Linked DNA regions of Homo sapiens: regions 1 and 3 are each linked to region 2. The links are chromatin loops, found by intact Hi-C in ENCODE. Cell type or tissue: psoas muscle. All regions are shown on one strand.

Region 1 (2,500 bases), 84 kb after region 2:
CAGTCCGATGGAAAAGACCTAGCTTCCACCCAGGGTCGTCGGGGGAGACATTGGTCTAGAGGGGGCAGTGGCTGTCCCCCATTCTGCTTCCTCCTCCTCCCTCAGGAAGGCTGCTTCCCATTTCCTTCCTGCCTGCCTTTGCTTCCTGTGCCCACCCTCCAGCTCTGAAGGACTGGGTGTGGAAACAGCAGGGTCTGGCGTGTGTGCACCTATGTGTGCACGTGTGTGCATGTGCGTGCACTGCAGGGATGTGGCTGACCCACAGGTCTCTGCTGTGGGAAGGGAGCCCCGGCTGGGCTCGAGTGTGGCCCTCTTGCCTTCTGGCCTGTGAACTGGGCAAGTGACCTTGCCTCGCCCAGTCCTCAGGTTCCTCATCTGTGATGGGCTGGGGGCATCAGGAAGACCCCTGCGAGCTTGGGGGTGGATGAGAGTGCTGTGCGTGGCTGGTGGTGGGGTTGGAGAGCAGTGGTCACGTGTGGGTGTGGGTGTGGTATGTCTGTGTGGTGTATGGGTGTGCGTGTGGTGTGTGTGTGATATGTCTGTGGTGTGGTATGTGTGGTGTGGTATGTCTCTGTGTGTCTGTGTGTGTATGTCTGCATGGTTTGTGTGCACGTGTGTGTGCATGGTTCTCGTGTTCTGATGCCTTGCTCTAGGTTGAAGCCCTGGAGGGAAGGTAAGTCACTCCCTTTAGAGACTCTAGCTTGCTGTGTGGCCTCTGGCGCTGCTCTCTGGGTCTCTGTCTCCCCACCCTTAAGAGGAGGCCAGAATGGTTTGGTGGAGTTCGGTCCTGCCTGTCTTGGGCCCAGCCCTGGGCTGCACAAGGGACGGAGGAAGGACTCAGCCATTGCCACTACCCAAGCCAGAGGAGCCAGTGGGCCTGGGGATGCCCCTCGGCTCCGACATGCCTGCCTCGGAGCTGTCTGCCCTTCCCCAGACCCCCTCCCTCCTGCTTGACCCTGAGGGGCTGTGGCAGGTCGGAGATGTCCTTTGCTTCTGAGGGGCTGCTGCACCCTGAGTCCTAGGCCAGCTTGTCTCTGGGGGCCTGGGACCCCAGTGATGCTGGGGAGGGTCCGCCTGGGCAGGAGTCTCAGGTCTTCCTGGGAGGACTGGGCTGCGGTGTGTGAGTCTCCTCTGCCTCTGAGCAGCCTCCCCCGTGCCTCCACTCTGCCTCCTCCAGCCGCCACGCTCTGGTCTGGAGGGTAAAGAGGCTCTGTGTTTACAGACACCTCCCGCCCGGCCTCCGGCGCCAGCGGAACATGAGTCAAGCATGACTTCGTCTAGAAGGTGATTGTGCTGGCAAAGCATAAATCCCGGCCCCTCCTGCCCCCCAGCCTATAAATAAAGCGATCATATTTATAATGATGCTGGGCAGAGCTGCCAGGCCCTTCACAGCTTCAAAGTGCTTCACAAAACACTCGCTAATTAATTCTCGGCTGCCCTGGCGGAGGAGGCAGGTGCCAAGGAGCCCAGCTCCAGGCACCTGGGGAGAACTGGCAGCAAGGCCCCTCGCTCAGGGCCACCCTTGTCTGGGGCTCCCCATGCCCTGGGGCTACCTCTGAGCAGGAGAAAATCCCTGGCACCGGGCCGGGCTGGCGCGTGGGGTGGGAGGCTCCGGTGACAGCTCTGAGCACCTCCAGGCCCCCCGTGTGCTGGCGCTTCCTCTTGGAGCCATCCTGGGGGTGGGCGCTGTCATTTTCATCTTACGGATGAGGGAGCCGAGGCACAGAGAGGTCAGGGGACTTGGCCGGGGCCACACGGCTGCTTGGGCTGTGGCAGGCTAGCAGGCTCTGTGGGGCTGGGGTTGTCGGATCCCAGGGCCTGCAGCTTTAGGCTGCTCACTGTCTTGAGCGCTCAGCCCTGCCCCTTTGGCTCTCAGAGCCTCAGCTTCCCCACTGGGAAGACAGCAGTGCCAGCTATGTCTTGGCACTGAGACTTTAGAATTCTGCCCTTGCTGCCCATCCTTAGGGTCTCAGGGACCTGGGCCAGTGGAGGTGCCGTACCCCTCAGCTCAGATGCTGGCTGAGATCTGCGTGTGCGGGGGCTTCCTGCCCCGGGGGCTGCTCAGCGTGGGTGGGGTCGGCTCTATAGGCTCAGGACCCTGTATGGAGGGTCGTGTCAGTAGTGACCCCGCCCCGGATGAGCACCGCCCTCTGGAGGGCTCATGGAAGTCCCATGTGGGGGCTGACCGGAGCCTTCTGCAGCCTCTGCCAGACCCTTGCCATTTGCCCACCAGCCCTGCTCCCCATCCTGCCCCCACCCACCATCAGGTTTCCAGTAGGGCCAGGCCTGTGCATGCCGACTGCGGGGTCCCTGGCTGGCTCCTCTGCCTGGTTGGTGTATCCTGAAGCTGGGGATGGGCCTCCCCGCCTGAGTCTCCCTGTGTGGGCGGAAGTCCCTCGCTCAAGCCAGTGGGCCATGCAGGAAACTGTTGGCACAGGGTGGCTGAGAGGCATCCACGTGGGGCTGTTACAGAGCTGTGGCGGCATGAAGGGAATCAGGG
Region 2 (2,500 bases):
GCGGCTACTTTTCTAAGCCCTTTTGTCAACACAGCCTAATCCCTCCTCGGGGTGAGTGGTGGTGGAGGGCCTGGCTTGTCTTGGCCCGGCTGGCCGACCGGTCAGACCTGGAGCTGCTGGGGAGACTCGGCCACCCCTTACAGCTGCCCAGCCGCTTTTGGGGTCTGGGGTAGAGAGGGCTTCCTCCTCCCAGCATTCACTACCGCTGGGCTTGGTGGGCAGGGAGAGGATCCCAGTCGGTGTCCACCGAGCCGCTCAGTGAGGGCAGGGATGAGTGCAGCGTCCAGATCTGGAAGGAAAGCAAGGCCGAGGGACTCGCCAGAGGCAGCCCCAGCTTCCTGGCCCTGCTGCCCGGGGCTGGCCGCGCTCCCACGCCTGCCGGGGAGAAGGCCCCCGCTGGCCTTATCCTGAATGGTGGGACTCAGGCGGAGTCCACAGAGTCCAAAGGTCTCAGACCACACCAGACCCCATGCGCCTGTGGAGAGACCCGGTGGCAAAGCTGTAGGCCCGCTGACCACTCTTGGAGTTGGGGCACTTGGGGGCCTGGGTGAGCTTGCAGCCTGTGTGAGGGGCTTCTGGTAACATCAGAGCCCTTGGGACCCAAAATAGAGCACATTCCGGGGCCTCCCGAAATAACAGGGTCATGTGACTCTCAGGAGGCTGGGCTTGGAGTCCCGCTCGGGCCTGACGAGGGCGTCTTTTAGCGCGGGCGCTGCCCGACGGCAGGGTGTTTGTTTTGGTAAACTCTGGAGGGGCCCTGTTTGTTGACTGGGGAGGTGTCAGGGAGAGAAAAATGGCCCAGTCCGATGGTGGCCCTGGCTTGCTAGCCTCCAACCTTGCCTAGGGCTGGCTGCTGGGCCTGGACCCGAGCATGCAGCTGTGACCCTCTGCCCAGATGTGGATGGGACGAGCTGGGCCCCTAGGAAGGGCTGGTGGGGGGCGGGTGCTCTGAGTCCCTTGGGGTGTGGGGTGCAGGTTGAGCCGGCAGCCCTGGTCACGCGGGCAGCTGCTGTGACTGGCTCCCGGCTCTGCCAGCACCTGGTGGTTCTTCCAGCTGTGCCTGTCCTTCAGGGCCTGTGGGGGGCTCACCTCCACCAGGAGGCCCCTCTGACTGCCCTCTCTTGGCCCCTGCCCCATCTCCCCCGTGGCTGTGTGGGAGGTCGCTGTCAGTGGTCTTTGTTTCCTCCCCTGGGAAAGGGTGCCTGCAGGATTTGCTGTGGAATTACTGTGGGAACAGGGGGTACTCAGGGGTGTGCCCCTCTGCCCCTGGGGCCTGGTCGTGCATGTGGCAGGGGGCTCTGGCATCAGGAGAGGGTGGGACAGACCTCAGCTGCATGGAAGGTGGTGTGGGGGCGGGGTGAAAGCTTTACAGGTCCACCCAGTGCCAGTGGAGGCTGCCTGGGGAGTTTCCTTTCTTGGGTGACGTTTGGTTTTGCCATGGGTCAAATGTTTCAGGGCTGGGACCTCGAGTGGTGAGCAATGCCTGTCCTCTGGAGAAGAGGGCACAGCTGTCCCAGCAGACACAGGGCAGAGGCCCTCCCCAACCCCCAGCTGGCTCAGGGCTGGGACACTGTCCCTGGGACCCGGGCTTTGCAAGCCAAGACCTGCCCCTCCTTCCCTTCTCTGCCAGGCTTGAGTTTGTGTTTTTTAGCTGGCTTTGGTGGCCAGGGCCTTGGGTTGGCCTGTTAACTGGTGTGTTTTCATAGGAATTGGCCATTTGCTGGGCTAGGGATGAGGCTGGGGTCTAGGGCCACAAGGGCCTGGGGGGCTGGCCTGTGGCTGTTGGGGGCTGGTGTCCATTTGGGGGTCACCTTCCAGACCTTTGTCCTGAGATTCTTAAGCTGATCAGTTTCAGGGTGCTATGGTGTGGGTAGAGGGGTCACCCTCCTCCCCCCTGCACCTTGCCCACCTGCCTGTATGTTTCCATTTTATAGGGTGCAGCTCTGTCTTTCATCCTTCCTTCCTCTCCTCTGCCCCCTCCCATTCAGGGCCTTTGTTACCTGCAGGATGGAGGTGGTGGTGGTTTTGCAGGGATCAGCACCTTCCCAGGAAGAGGTTCTGACAGGTGGTGTCCCATTGCTGGGCGGGTGGTCAGGCCACCTGGGGTTGGGCCTTCTGTCCTCGCTGCCTGCCTGGTCTGCTCTTTGGCCTCTTGGGGCTTTGGCTGTCCATCTGAAAAATGGACATACTCATTGGCTCTTCCAAATGCTGGAGAAGGCAGCCTGGTGTGTTGTAGGCTGGCTGGGAGTTTGGGGAGTCTGTTTGTGGGGCGTTTCCCCTATCCTGTGGCTAGGTCCTCTCTGTGCCTCCTGCCTGGGTCAGGTGGGGCCAGGTTTCCAGCACTGGACCAGAACAGGCCATGATGGTCGCTGGGGGCTGTCAGGTGTAGAGGAACAGACTCAGGAATAGAGGACATCGGGGACACTGAGGTAGCCCTTTCTGTGGATATAGGCCTGCCACAGGAGAGCGCTCGCTGCTGCTGGGTCCTTGGGACCAGCCC
Region 3 (2,500 bases), 160 kb before region 2:
AGATGCCTAGATTTGTGGGGTTCTTGGTATGTGCCCAGCACGCAACAGTTCCAGTTGCAGTCTGGACTCTCTCTGGCATTGTTTTTTTCAGAAGGTCATGTTTTCTGTGTGATACATAGAATACCTGCTCACTATAGAGACATTTAAAGCAACACTGAGCCGGGCGCGGTGGCTCATGCCTGTAGTTTCAGCTACTCCGGAGGCTGAGACTAGAGGATCACTTGAGCCCAGGAGTTCAAGACCAGCCAGGGCAACATAGCAAGACCCCATCTGTAAAAAATTTTTAAAATTTACCCAGGCGTGGTGGCACGCACCTGTGGCCCCAGCTACTCAGGAGGCTGAGGTGGGAGGATTGCTTGAACTTGGGAGGTCGAGGCTGCAGTGAGCTGTGGTTATGCCACTGCACTCCAGCCTGGGCGACAGAGTGAGACCCCATTTCTAAAAACAAACAACAAACTAAACGACAGGGAGAAAGAGTACAATAAAAACTAAAAAGAGCTCTAATCTTACCAATCAGCACGTGACGGGCACCACTGGCGTTTCTACGGAGGAGAGTCGTTGGCATTCCTGTGGGTTTTCTGTTTCCCATTGGGTCCAGAGTGTGGAGCAGCTCAGGGAGGCCCTGCAAGGGTGAGGGAAGGACGCAGCGTGCCTTTTTGTGTGTTCCAAGGTTTCCTGGGACTGGAAGACTCTGTCAGTGATGTGCAGGGGGAGCAGGAGGGTCCAGATAAGGCCCTTTCAGTGCTGTGTATCGAAGGCCCCGAGGGTTTACAATGGGATGTTTCCCTGCATGCAGATGCCTTCCCCGTCACGTCCTGGGTTCCTGAGGACCAGGCACTTTGCCCGAAGTACACAGTTACTGTGGTTTCTTTTTGCCGCCCCACCCCCCCGCCCCCAGCACTATTATGAAATGGATATTGGCCTTGAAGTAGATGGTGTCTTAGGAAGGAGAAAAAACATTTCCCTTCACAGTGCCTGTGGTGACCTCTGGGCAGAGTGGTAACCGCCCTGCCTGGCAGGCCCAGGACTCCCTGGATTTCTCCGACTCTGCAGGGATGCCCCCATGGCCTCCCAGTCAAGCCTGCTCAAGGGGCTGCCGTTCCCTGCTTCTGCAGAGAGGGTGATGACTGTCTAGGGGGAGAAGACCTCTTCTCAGGGCTCAGGGGCCTCTATTAATAAAGTGACTGCTGACCCCGGACGTACGGGAGGGAGGAGGGGATGGAACGTTCCCAGGGTTGGCGTTTGGCCGGAGACGCTTCTTGCCTGACCCAGTGCTGGCCTCCTGAGCATTCCGGTTCTGCCCTGGACCCCGAGGCTCCGATGGGCCGGAAGCCCTGCATGGACCAAGTGCTGGGGCTCCCCTTCCTCAGGGACATAAATCTCCCTGGACTGGCTCCCTGCGAGCGTCCTGAGGGCCTGAAAGAAGGAGGGACGGAGCCTCAGGCCTATGGGACCAGGAGGGACTCAGACATAGGCCATCGACCCTCCAGGAGCTGGCTCACAGCTGTTCTGGAAACTTCTCAGGCTGCACATGATCCGGCTCTGCCTCTAGACCCCAGAGGCAGCCCGCAAGAGGGCTCTTGCTGTAGTTCGCTCGCGTTCGGTTGTTTCCATGGGTGTTAGTGGGTGTGGGCTGGGGACAGGCAAGAGGACAAGTCCTCTCCACCATCAGAAGCCCGGCCTGTGCTGCAGAGACAGGAGGATGTGGTACAGGCCAGTGAGCCCAGCTCGTGTGTCTTAGTTTAGCCACTCACAGACCCCCGTGCAGTTCTCTGGGGCTGAGGTCCTCGGTACCCCAGGAGGGGAGGCAGGCGATTTTAACAAGTCATTCTAAGGACAGCACGGCTGGCAAGAGGTGGCCACTGCTGTTGCCCGGACGGACAGGTGAGAAACCCAGGGCACAGAGAGGCCACTTGCCGGCCCTACGCCACACAGGGAGTGCGGAATGACTTTGGGATAACTCCACACACACCGCGGCAGCCCCTACTTACGAGAACTTTGCGGCAACCTTGAGTGTGGGTTCTAAGCAGAAAGAGAGGCCAGGCTTCAGGGACGGGTGGTGCCACCAGGAGGGGCTTTTCTGGTCTGACAGGCCGAGTGGGGCCGGGGCCTTCGGGAGGGAGGCCGGGGCCTGCGCGGTCACCGCTGTGCCAAGGAAGAAGGCACTCCAGGCAGGGATCTGGCCCAGGCAGAGGCCCCGGGAGGGCTGCTGGTGAGGCTGCGGGGTTGGGGCTGGAGTAGGAGGTAGAATCTTCTTGGGACTGGCCCAAAAGATGTCACAGCACCAAAGTGTGGGCCAGCCTCGGGGGTCCCTCCAGGTGACATTTCAGTGCCCCAGGAGAGACCACCTCGGAGACTTGGCCCCGCAAGGCCCTAGCGCACACTGGCGGGGAGAGGCTGCCTGTTCTCCCTGCGGTAAACGCCCCGGGCCGACAGACTGGGCCGAGTCCCGTGGGCCTGGGGTCGCTTTGGTGGGTGCCCTCCCCTGCCTCGGCATTTG

Evidence for each region. Peaks named below come from ENCODE experiments on the same cell type or tissue, not always from the same donor. Only the 100,000 strongest peaks of a DNase experiment are listed, where the experiment ranks them.
Region 1: it touches region 2 in a loop (3-fold over the local background); 33 of 110 quality-filtered maps call a loop at or near these places.
Region 3: a loop joins it to region 2, with 4 times the contacts of the local background. A loop is called at or near these places in 82 of 110 quality-filtered maps.

The regions. Positions count from the first base shown.
Region 1 is chr9:134,412,780-134,415,279 of GRCh38, forward strand. All of the region lies in intron 4 of RXRA (retinoid X receptor alpha), which reads left to right. Among named protein-coding and RNA genes, the nearest start is that of MIR4669, 35 kb to the left of the region's middle. In psoas muscle, no CTCF peak of the experiment used is centred here; DNase peaks (open chromatin) are centred at 1,242 and 1,582; H3K4me3 peaks cover 932 bases; H3K27ac peaks cover 2,500 bases.
Region 2 is chr9:134,328,649-134,331,148 of GRCh38, forward strand. All of the region lies in intron 1 of RXRA (retinoid X receptor alpha), which reads left to right. Among named protein-coding and RNA genes, the nearest start is that of RXRA, 3.4 kb to the left of the region's middle. RefSeq lists enhancers at 1-22, 23-952. In psoas muscle, no CTCF peak of the experiment used is centred here; DNase peaks (open chromatin) are centred at 333, 673, 933 and 1,503; H3K4me3 peaks cover 2,500 bases; H3K27ac peaks cover 2,500 bases.
Region 3 is chr9:134,171,251-134,173,750 of GRCh38, forward strand. LOC124902297 (a long non-coding RNA gene) reads right to left here and starts at 775. Exons shown (of 2, transcript XR_007061834.1): 1 at 511-775. In psoas muscle, no CTCF peak of the experiment used is centred here; DNase peaks (open chromatin) are centred at 741 and 1,311; H3K27ac peaks cover 803 bases.